3 separate regions of the Homo sapiens genome follow, and regions 1 and 3 are each linked to region 2. A link is a contact called in ENCODE Hi-C or POLR2A ChIA-PET data. All regions are on one chromosome and are shown on one strand. The core of a region is the stretch at or near the end of the contact, and the rest is flanking DNA. Distances in the headings are between cores, read along the strand shown. Region 1 overlaps VAV3 (vav guanine nucleotide exchange factor 3). Region 2 overlaps VAV3 (vav guanine nucleotide exchange factor 3). Region 3 overlaps VAV3 (vav guanine nucleotide exchange factor 3).

Evidence for each region. Hi-C counts contacts between places; a loop is a spot of excess contacts on that map. ChIA-PET counts read pairs that join two places held with the same protein, here RNA polymerase II (POLR2A). Pooled maps may share reads with other maps.
Region 1: a map of natural killer cell shows a loop between it and region 2 (2.5-fold over the local background). The contact joins two enhancer-like sites. A Hi-C loop is called at or near these places in 3 of 168 maps with a recorded cell type or tissue (heart left ventricle, heart right ventricle and natural killer cell) and 4 of 50 pooled maps. POLR2A ChIA-PET finds 5 or more read pairs at or near these places in 4 of 52 experiments (OCI-LY7, activated B cell, activated naive CD4-positive, alpha-beta T cell and 1 more).
Region 3: a map of natural killer cell shows a loop between it and region 2 (4-fold over the local background). The contact joins two enhancer-like sites. A Hi-C loop is called at or near these places in 5 of 168 maps with a recorded cell type or tissue (endothelial cell of umbilical vein, heart left ventricle, heart right ventricle and 2 more) and 15 of 50 pooled maps. POLR2A ChIA-PET finds 5 or more read pairs at or near these places in 1 of 52 experiments (OCI-LY7).

Annotation. Positions count from the first base shown.
Region 1 is chr1:107,840,840-107,844,386 of GRCh38, forward strand. All of the region lies in intron 2 of VAV3 (vav guanine nucleotide exchange factor 3), which reads right to left. Among named protein-coding and RNA genes, the nearest start is that of MIR7852, 55 kb to the right of the region's middle. Within about 2 kb of position 1,597, at least 5 of the 41 ENCODE cell types and tissues checked have a DNase peak (open chromatin) inside an H3K27ac peak, as active enhancers do; they include OCI-LY7 and natural killer cell, where a contact is called at or near this core.
Region 2 is chr1:107,934,801-107,938,326 of GRCh38, forward strand. The region is part of intron 1 of VAV3 (vav guanine nucleotide exchange factor 3); the gene reads right to left. Among named protein-coding and RNA genes, the nearest start is that of VAV3-AS1, 28 kb to the right of the region's middle. RefSeq lists an enhancer at 1,476-2,012. Within about 2 kb of position 1,776, at least 15 of the 41 ENCODE cell types and tissues checked have a DNase peak (open chromatin) inside an H3K27ac peak, as active enhancers do; they include OCI-LY7 and natural killer cell, where a contact is called at or near this core.
Region 3 is chr1:107,819,796-107,823,076 of GRCh38, forward strand. The region is part of intron 2 of VAV3 (vav guanine nucleotide exchange factor 3); the gene reads right to left. Among named protein-coding and RNA genes, the nearest start is that of MIR7852, 76 kb to the right of the region's middle. Within about 2 kb of position 1,701, at least 2 of the 41 ENCODE cell types and tissues checked have a DNase peak (open chromatin) inside an H3K27ac peak, as active enhancers do; they include natural killer cell, where a contact is called at or near this core.

The sequences.
Region 1 (3,547 bases), core at 347-2,846, 94 kb before region 2:
AAAAGCAAGTGTGAAGAACTATAAACCACTGGAAGGAAGTGAAAACTCTGAGCAAGGGATCAACATGTTCAGAGATGCTTTTAAAAAAAAAAAAAATTCATCTGGCAATCAAATAGCTTATACGGGAAGGCTGGAGGCAGTGAGACCACAATGAGACTACTGCCATGGTCTTAGCTAGAAGAACTGAGGTTTAAGCTGACTGACAGCAGTGTGGTAGGGCAGAGTTGGCCAGTACCAAAGGGAGACCACTCAGGGGAATGATGATGGGAGTTCCATTATATACACCAATAGTGAATGCCATATGGTCTTAAATTCATTCATTCATACACTCAGAAAATACTAAGCATCTTCTATGTGCAGTACTGTTCTAGGATATGGTAACATAGCAGTGAATACAGCACAAAGTTCTTGTCCTCAACAAAGTTCATATTCTGGTGTATTTAGGGGAAAGGGGGGGGTAGAAAAAGAAACAATTTTAAAAGTATAAATGGTATATCAGCTGTAATAAGAAATATGGGGAAAAAAACTAAAGCAATATAAAGGGCACAGAAATTGTCAGAAGGCTGAGGAGAAACAGTAGCGGTTGCTATTTTGTTTCAAATGTTCAGAAAAGGCATCTATAACAAGGATATTTAAACAGAGATCTAAAGGAGGTGAGAAAACAATCTTTCTCCACTCCATCACTGCTTGTGGGTGCCATAGATCAAGCTATAAACATGCCCCAATTTAAAATAGGTATCATTAACATACAAAAACACAAAGTAAAAGCATTAGATAGGGCACACTTTAACTGCGATGGGAAGTAGAAATAAAACACATTTTAGGATTCAAGTATTATTTTTCATTTATTATGCTAAAATGACTAAATGACTGTTCCTCTCTCTAGGTCTGAGCTGTCCATCACTTTAGACACTTGAAATGAGGCTAGTCTAAATTGCTATGTGCTGTAAGTGTAAATACAAACTGGGTTTGGAAGAATAAGGAAAAAAAACAGAAAATATCTCATTATACTTTGTGTATTGATTACATGTTTAAATGATAATTGGGGTGCGTTGGGTTAAATAAAATGTATTATTAAAATTAATTTTTCACTTTTTAAATGTAGCAACTAGAAAATTTAAAATTACATGGCTTGCATTTATGGCTCTCATATTTCTATTAGACAGCATTATTCTAGTTTCACTACCTAGTAATAAATTTTTCTATACTACCATTGCTCATGCCCCAAATTACTCAAAAACAAAAATCAATTTAATAAGAATATTAAAGAGAATACTGAAAAACAATTTCTAGCAAATGTTTACCTTCATACTTATATTGTCTACCTAGTACCTCCCTCTTCTGAGTGTGGAACCCCTCTTCTTTAAGACATTGCTTTAAACATTTAGTTCCCAAATTCTAAAATGAGTCCACTACCTTGGACATAGCTGAATGGCAAGGGAAGGGAGTTGCGAGATGAATAGCTAAAAATAAAAAGCACTCTGCACTGTTGGCCACAGTTGAGTGGCCCAGGAGTGAACAGCTGACTCAAGGTGAGGCAACTGCAGTCCTTCCCACTGATTTTTAGTACCTCTGAATCATTTTGTTTCAGGTGTGTCTCTTATAAACAGTGTATAGTTGGGCCTTTGTGAGCCAAACTGGAAATTGTTTCGGTACTTCCACCCATCTGGTGAACTTCTGTGGCAGTAGTTTCACTTTAATCTTTGGCATCTCTTTTCTCTCCCATGCAGCTTTTTAAACTGTTCTTGTTCACAGCAAAGGTTTGAGGCAAGGTATGAGAGATAGCTCAATGAGATTTCATTCTTCTTTTTTTTAAAACTTAGTTAATTTGAAGTTTGGGTGTCCTTGGTTTTCTGGTTATGCAGGGGGTGTCATTTTTACGCATTTTAATTTTTCTTCTTGTTCTCTATCATATGTAGGATATTTTGGGAGGGGGCACAGACTTAGGCAGATATCGTTATCTGTCTAGAAATTTCTCCCGATTTTTATAACCATAGCTAAGAAACAGTCTCTCCAATGAGAGAAATATTAACATAATATGGAAATTAATGATGGTTAATTTCATTAATATGGAAATATTAACATCAAGTGTTCATATTCCTATCATGAGGAACTTTATCTATGATGAGAGCAGAAGCAGACCTACTGAGAAAAAAGTAGAGAAAAAAGACAGACAGAGAGAATGCTATTTGAATTCCTGGTTCCACTTGTTCCTGAAGTCCACCTTTACTCCGCCCTTCCCAATAGTTTGGCTGTTCCAATTTATCGTGAAACCTATGAGTCAAATTCTCCACATTATGCTCAACCTAAGGCATAATGCTCCTGGGTGGGCATTATAACTGACAGCTCTGGAATCAGGCTACTTGGATTTAAATCCTGACTCTTAAACACACATCCTGAGTAAGTTTCCTATAAACCTTTGGTGCTTCAGTTTTTGTATATATAAAATAAGGATGATAAGAGTACCTACTAATAAAATTGTCATTAGAATTTGACTAGATATGTGAAGCCCTTAGCACAACACAAATATATATATATATATATATATATAGTTAATAAACATTAGTTATTATCAGTTCTAGTGGTAGCTCAAATTGGATTTCTATCACAACTCTAAATGTTCACTAATCATCTATAGACTTTTGTCTTAGAATTACACTGTTGAGATTAAAAATGTATGTGTGCGTGTGTGTGTGTGTATATATATATATTTATATATATATATATGAGGAAGGTGGTTCAATTCACTAGCCATCTGCTGAAGTATGAGCAGGCGTATTTAAACCTCCACATTACCGAGGAATATTCAGAAGGGGCTGGAACATAGAAAGCCAAACTTCATCCCACACTGTCTGCACCAAGTTTTTTCACCCTCTCCCCCCATGGGGTTATTCCAGACTGATAAAATCAGACACGGAAAAATGCATTTTTGGGGGAGTCTTTTGCCTGTTCAGTTGTGACAGATAATCCTAGGATAAAACGTACCCCTACAGAGCGGGGAGCTTTCCACTGTGGGGGTTCAAAGAAGATGATTCTTCCTGGAAAAGGGAGAAGAGAATGAACTTCATGACAAAGAAACAAAACTGGAAACTGAGAAGTATTCATGATGAAACTATCTTATATAAGACATAACTTTAACTAACCTATAAGAGACTTTAACTTTTAAAGTTTTCTTCCTGGATTCTGGGCAAGATGGCTGAATAGGAACAGTTCCAGTCTGCAGCAACCAGTGAAACCAATGCAGAAGGCGGGTGATTTCTGCATTTCTAACTGAGGTACCCAGCTCATTTCATTGGGGCTGCTTAGACAGTGGGTACAGCCCACCGAGGGCAAGCAGAAGCAGGGTGGGGCATTCCTCACCCAGGAAGTGCAAGAGGTCAGGGAACTCCCTCCCCTAGCCAAGGGAAGCCTTGAGGGACTGTGCCACGAGGGACGGTGCTATCCGGCCCAGATACTATGTTTTTCCCACTATCTTCGCAACCCAAAGAACAGGAGATTCCATCTGGTGCCTACACCACCAGGGCCCTGGGTTTCAAGCACAAAACTG
Region 2 (3,526 bases), core at 526-3,025:
ATTTTGTGAATCACTGTGTTGTTATTAAGAGAAAAGCACATGCTAAACAAAATATAGCGGCACAGCGAGGCAAATGAGAGGAGACGTGCTACAAGAAACAAATTCTTGCACGACCAGGCTATCTGCAGCTTTGAGGAGAAGAGTTGGTAGTACATGAACCCATCACACACTAGTAACAATAGCCTCTAATTTCCCTCTATCACTTTTCTTCATAAAATATATTCACCTCCCACAGATTACGCGAACTGATGGGGCAAGTTTCCGGTTGGCAAACATTCATATCAGCCAATTTGCCAATGAGAACAATTGGCAGTGTTCTACTTTCAACATAAATTCCTAAGGTCTTCTCCATTTGGGGGCAATTACAGCTGTAAGATTACAGTTTCCTACAGTTCTCCAAAGCAAAGCAGTTGCTTCTAATTATTCCTTCATTTTAAAGCAATTAAGCCAAATGTTATTTGATTTCATTCAAGTGAATAAATATTGAGTTCTTCCTAAGATAAACCTCTAGAAAGCCAGAGTTTACACTGCCAGTCAGCAAATAAAATTCACAGTGATAAGGTATATCAAAGAAGTAAATATATAATTCTCCAGGAAGAAAGGAGCAGCAGCACCTACTGCACAGAGACCACAGGGTCTACTCTCTCCTACAGTGTTACGAGCACTGAAATGTTCAGTGGTTGGAGAAAATGAAAAGCCAGGTCTGACAAATACACAAATTTGGTCCTCAGTCCCTAAAATTAGAAATAAGTTTCCCCATCAGAATGAGGATGAACATTTCATTCACTCACTTACTCATTGCAGTTACAGAAATGAGTAAGAAACCATCCGTGACCTGAATAAGTTCACAGCAAGGTAGGCAGAGGCAAAGGGACAATAGGGTGCAGTGGTGTGCACCATGACAAAGGGGAAGTGCTAGGGAGGCACACAGGAGAGGCACCAAAAACAGACAGGCCAACCAAGGCCATTACCTATGCTGTATTTTGCAGAGAAATAGGAGTTAACCAGCAAAGGGAAAGGTGTTCCTATTACAATGACAAGGAGATGAAAGAAACCATGGTATATCAGGTGATGGTCTAATGGAAGGGAGATAAGGCTCTGAACTACACCGATGACAGAGGCACACAGACATCAAAGAGGTGAAAATACCCCATCAGTTGAAGAATTTTGCTTTTCAGTGTGTGAGAGATGAGGACACATTTATGCCCCTTTTGGAAACTTTACTGAAATTTTATGATTTGGGGAGAAAAGTAAACGTAGGACATTATTACAGTTCCTAGATTTGATGAACTAATAATTTTTAAAATGTGAATTGAGAAGGGAGAGGAGGGGCTCAAAAATATGAATTGATAGATAAAACATCCTGAAAATACACCCACAATTTTTTTTAGTACTTGGAAAATAAATCTGAAAATAATTTGAATAATCAACAATGACTTAATGCAACATGTAACACTTTTGAATAGTGGAAAACCTCTTACAAATTTGAGGAAAGTGCATTTAGCCAATGAAAAATTCTATATTTAATATATAAATTAGTTGTGCATAGTGTTAGAATTACAATATAACTAGATTAGAACCAAAAAGGTAAATCAGATTCTGGGTCTGATTTTTAGATTATAAACAAGAAATCTAAAATCAAACACTAACAGATTTGTCTTACCGAGTTTTTAAAGATATGACAATCTAGAGAAACAACAGTGACAGTAGACAAAAATTACTGCTGCCCTTTTATTAGCCTTAGTCGGCAACTTCTGTTTTTAATTGTTTTCATTCATTTGCTTAATTGAAACCAAAGCTGGCCAAGTGACTCAAGAATGAGTCACAGCTCCCCTCCTGGAGTAGCCACAAGCCTGACTGTGGCATACTGCATGCACTAAGCCTGAATTTCAAGTTGGAGAAGAATGCATGACAAAATGCCAAGGGCTGCTGACATTGCCAAAGAAGTTGTCAGGACCATAAGGATGTCCTGAGAGTAGAATTCCCTGCACTTCCTTTCCTGGTTGGAATTTATGCACTTATGCCTCATCGCAAACCACAGAAAAGATACACCTGTGTCACGCTGCTCCTTCCCCGACCGATCTTGTGATTTGATACACATCATTCCTTAAAAGGAAGGGACATCTGAGAGGGCACCCCTTTTACTTACTTCTCAATGCTGCCGGTCAGATTTCCAAAGACTACGGGAAATGGGAGGGCCAATGTGACTACTGAGATTGCCACACCTTACACACAGTCAGGCAAAGGATGCCTAGCAAGAGTGACAGTCTAAACATAACACCCTCCACCGCCACCCCAAAAAAACAGCTCCATCATTCACACCATAATCCTGTTTTAACAAATAATGCACATGTGACACAAAACCACAATATTTGGCGATCTGAAAAACATACCAAGAAATAATGTGTGATTATTTAAATTCAAAACACCACCATGACTATTGAGATGTTACTTCTTATAGAGGCAAGGATGAAACCCACGCATGACTAATTGGTCCCTTCCATGCTGACTGTGGAATCCTCCAGCCTTTGCACAATGAATGTGGCTAGTGACTGCAGCAGCTGTAACATCAGCACAAAAGGTTTTCTTCAAACCAAACTTCCATCTCTGCCTGCCAAATACCAGTATGTCATTTCCTTCCTGCTGGACTCCATGGTTTCTGGAGGACAAGAACCATGTAATTCTTAAACTTACACCATTGGTATCCTCTACTATTTGAGATAAGTACAAAACATTCAATGAATGTGTGATGAATGCAAAATGAGCAGGGAATACCTATAACTGCTTCTTGGCTGTTTATGCCCTCACTATCATGTTGACACAATGCTAAAGAAAGTATGCATAATTATCCTAATTACAGTCATTACAGCCAAAAAGCCCTTAAAGTTAATCACAAGGTTTCTAGTGGCACCCTTAAAATAAAATTATAAATTAAAATTCATAAAATTCTAAGACTCTGGTTAAGGCTTGTAGTCCCAATTATTAACACAATATAATGACTGCATTAATATCTATACACTATAGGTAGGCCCCAATTTAAGAAAAATTTTAGAATGTAGTACACTAACATGTCTAGTCCTTAGAATTTAGAATACATTTTTCCAAATAAATAAGGCTCTTGTGATCAAGTTCATAGGCCAGCAACCCTCAACTCAAAAAAGCTGAAAATAGAAAAATGAAATCATTTTATCTTTGCCTCCTTGCTTTGAAGCATCATAAAATGCACTCTGTCACACAGAGCATGTCTGCAGTCTTCTCAACATGCCTGGCATGGAATCAAGCCTAACCTTCTTGGGGAGCCAGGGAGGATGGACTCAGGGCTATAGGTATTCTTGACCCTTCATATATAAACAGGTGGTGGGAAGGGTAAGAATGAAAATGGGAAACAATTACCCTACAGAAGAGGAGGCGATCCCCGAGCCAGAAAACAGGCTAACCAACTTCGAGAAATGTCCCCACCTTCTATCCTTCAGGCACTAAGGTCAAGGGCCAGCCCTAAACTCAAGGAAAGCTGAGGAGGAAGGAG
Region 3 (3,281 bases), core at 451-2,950, 120 kb before region 2:
AAATAACAACTGCTTTTTTCTTTTCTGAAGTCTGGGGTTGCCATACAAAAATAACTTACCTCTGCTCAACATCACTGATCATTAGAGAAATAAAAATCAAAACTACAGTGAAATATCATCTCTACCCCGTTAAAATGGCTTTTATCCAAAGACAGGCAGTAACAAATGCTGACGAGGATATGGAGAAAAGTGAACCCTCATACACTGTTGGTGGGAATGTAAATTAGTATAGCCAATATGGAGAATAGTAAGAGGATTCCTCAAAAAACTAAAAATATAACTACCATATGATCCAGCAATCCCACTGCTAGGTATATACCCCAAAGAAAGGAAATCAGTATATCAAAGAGATATCTGCACTCCCCTGTTTATCACAGTACTGTTCACAGTATCTATGATTTGGAAGCAACCTAAATGTCCATCAGCAGATGAATGAATAAAGAAAAATGTGCTACATATACACAATAGAGTACTATTCGTCCATAAAAAAATGATGAATTCCTGTCATTTGCAGCAACATGGATAGAACTGGAGGACATTATGCTAAGTGAAATGAGCCAGGCACAGAAAGACAAACTTCACATGTTCTCACTCATCTGTGGGAGCTAAAAATTAAAACTATTTAACTCATGGAGATGGAGAGTAGAAGAATGGTTACTGAGGCTAGGAAGGGGAGTGGGGGGGTAGGGTGTAGGGATGGATAATAGTTACAAAAATAGAGTTAGATAGAATGAATAAGATCTAGTATTTGATAACACAACAGAGTGATTACAGTTACTAAAAATTCATCGTACATTTAAAAAATAACTAAAAGTATAATTGGAATATTTATAACACAAAGAAATGATAAATATTTGAGTCGACAGATGCCCCATTTACCCTGATGTAATTATTAAGCCTTATAGGTCTGTATCAAAATATCTCATGTACCCCATAAACATATGTACCAACTATGTACTCATAAAAATTAAAAATTAGGAAAAAACTGACCTTCATTTCTCTGATCACCCATTTTTAAAAGTCTTTCCAATCCATATACTTAGAAGAAAAAATAGGAGCTTACCACTTTTTTAATGTATAATAAGGGGCAAGTTTCTTTAATACCTATATAACCAAGAGAAAAGAATGCAAACTGCCTAATGACCTAGATGACTGAAGGTATAAAAAGGCAGCTGACAGTATAAATCCACTGTCTTATGTGAGTCATATATTGAGAGGTACCTCTGACTCATGAAGCTGTCTCTGGAAAAATACAATATAAAAAAGCAAGCTCCTCACTTTAGATTTACTATAGAAGAAGATATTATAGAAACATTACTAATCTTGTTATTCAAGTTTCTTAAATAATCATTGTTGTTATCATATCCTTAGAAGACAAAATCCTGAAGACAAACTATTTTCAGACACCTAAGGAAAAACATAAATGTTATAGCATGTGTATTCACTGATTTGGCAAATAAGTGTTGATTGTTCAGAACTATGATAGACATTAAAATACAAAAAAGAGTAAGAATGTCCTTCCTCATGAAGCCAAAAATGGGAAAGACAGTAAACAAAGATATAAAACAATTATAGACAATAGTTCTGTGAAGAAATTCTTCTTGGTGCTGGGCCAATGAAGGAGGGAAAACCCAACTCAGATAGAAGAAGCCTCTCTAAAAACGTGTCATTTACACTGTGACATAAAACCTTCAAAGAGAAGGGGCCAGTCATGTGAAGATCGTGAACAATCCAGGAAGAGCACCAGCAAAGTAAATGACTCAGAGGTGGGAGAAAGTGTGTGGCGTGTTCTAGGAGCTGGTAGACAGCTGACACGTCCACAGTAAAATGGAAGACAGAGGAGGTTGGAGGGGCCAGGACATGCATGGAAAAGCCAAAGACAAGCTTCCAGCTGGGGAGTGCACAGTGTGAGATGAACTGTTAGAGGATACTTTGGCTGCTCTATGGAAATAGATTGCAGGAAGGCAAGAGCAGGAAAGGGAGACCTGATTAGTTAGTAATGTAACCGAAATGCAGGTTTCCTCACTCTCCGCTTGCAGAGTCCAATTAACAAGAGCAAGGTCTCGTATAAAGAAAGTGATTTATTCCAAAGCTATCTTAGGGGAAGAAGTACAGGTGGCCTGCCTTTAAGTGTACTGCTTTGCTTTTGGAGCAGAAAGTGGGCACTTTTAAAGAGAAATTGCATGCAGGGGAGGAAGCCGGGGATTGGGGTCCTTATGCCAGCTTCAGTGCCTTATCTACTGACTGGTTGAGCTGGTGACTGCTGGTGCCTTTGTGGGCAGGACTAGGGCAAAAACTCACCAGGTGGGAGAGAGCAGCAGGCATACTTTTTGACTGTTATCTCTTGAGGCAAAACTCCTGGTGGGTGAGAGTTCCACAGTGGGCATGCTTTGGTTTGTAAATTGTTAACTCTGGAAGAGAGATCAATCTTGGAGCCCATGGTTAGAAGAACTTGCCCTGTAGGGAATGTATGGTGAAGGGAAGGCAAAGGGTTATATTTGCATTTCCAAAGGGATAAGTGGGAAGTAAGGAACTGGAGGAATGAGAAAAAAGAGGGGAAAAAAAAATAATTAAATGGGCTGGGCGCGGTGGCTCATGCCTGTAATCTCAGCACTTTGGGAGGCCAAGGCAGGCGGATCACGAGGTCAGGAGATCGAGACCATCCTGGCTAACATGGTGAAATCCCGTCTCTATTAAAAATACAAAAAAAACAGCCGGGCAAGGTGGCGGGTGCCTGTAGTCCCAGCTACTTGGGAGGCTGAGGCAGGAGAATGGCATGAACCTGGGAGGTAGAGCTTGCAGTAAGCCGAGATCGTGCCACTGCACTCCAGCCTGGGAGACAGCGAGACTCCATCTCAAAAAAAATAAATAAATAAATAAATAAATAAATAAATAATAAAAAAATAATTAAATGATCTCTTCGAAAAAATGGGGGTACTTGGTTACTGTAATAGTCCAGGCAAAAGATGATGTTGGCATGAACTAAAATAGTAGCAAAAGAGGTTCATTCCTTCTATAATAATTATGTCTTGAACACCTACTACATACCAGGCACTTTTCTAGGTAATATGGACATGTGAAGAGTGAAGTTAACAAGACCCTTCCTTGTTCTGTTAATATTACATTCTCAAAGGAAGAGACAAAAGACAAGTAAGCAAATAAACAGGCCATAAAATTTTGGATGAGAGAATACTAGGAAGACAATAAAACAAGTTGATATAATAGGGAAGACTGTGGGAATGGATATTCAGAGTTGCTACTTAGGCTGAAGAGACAAGAAA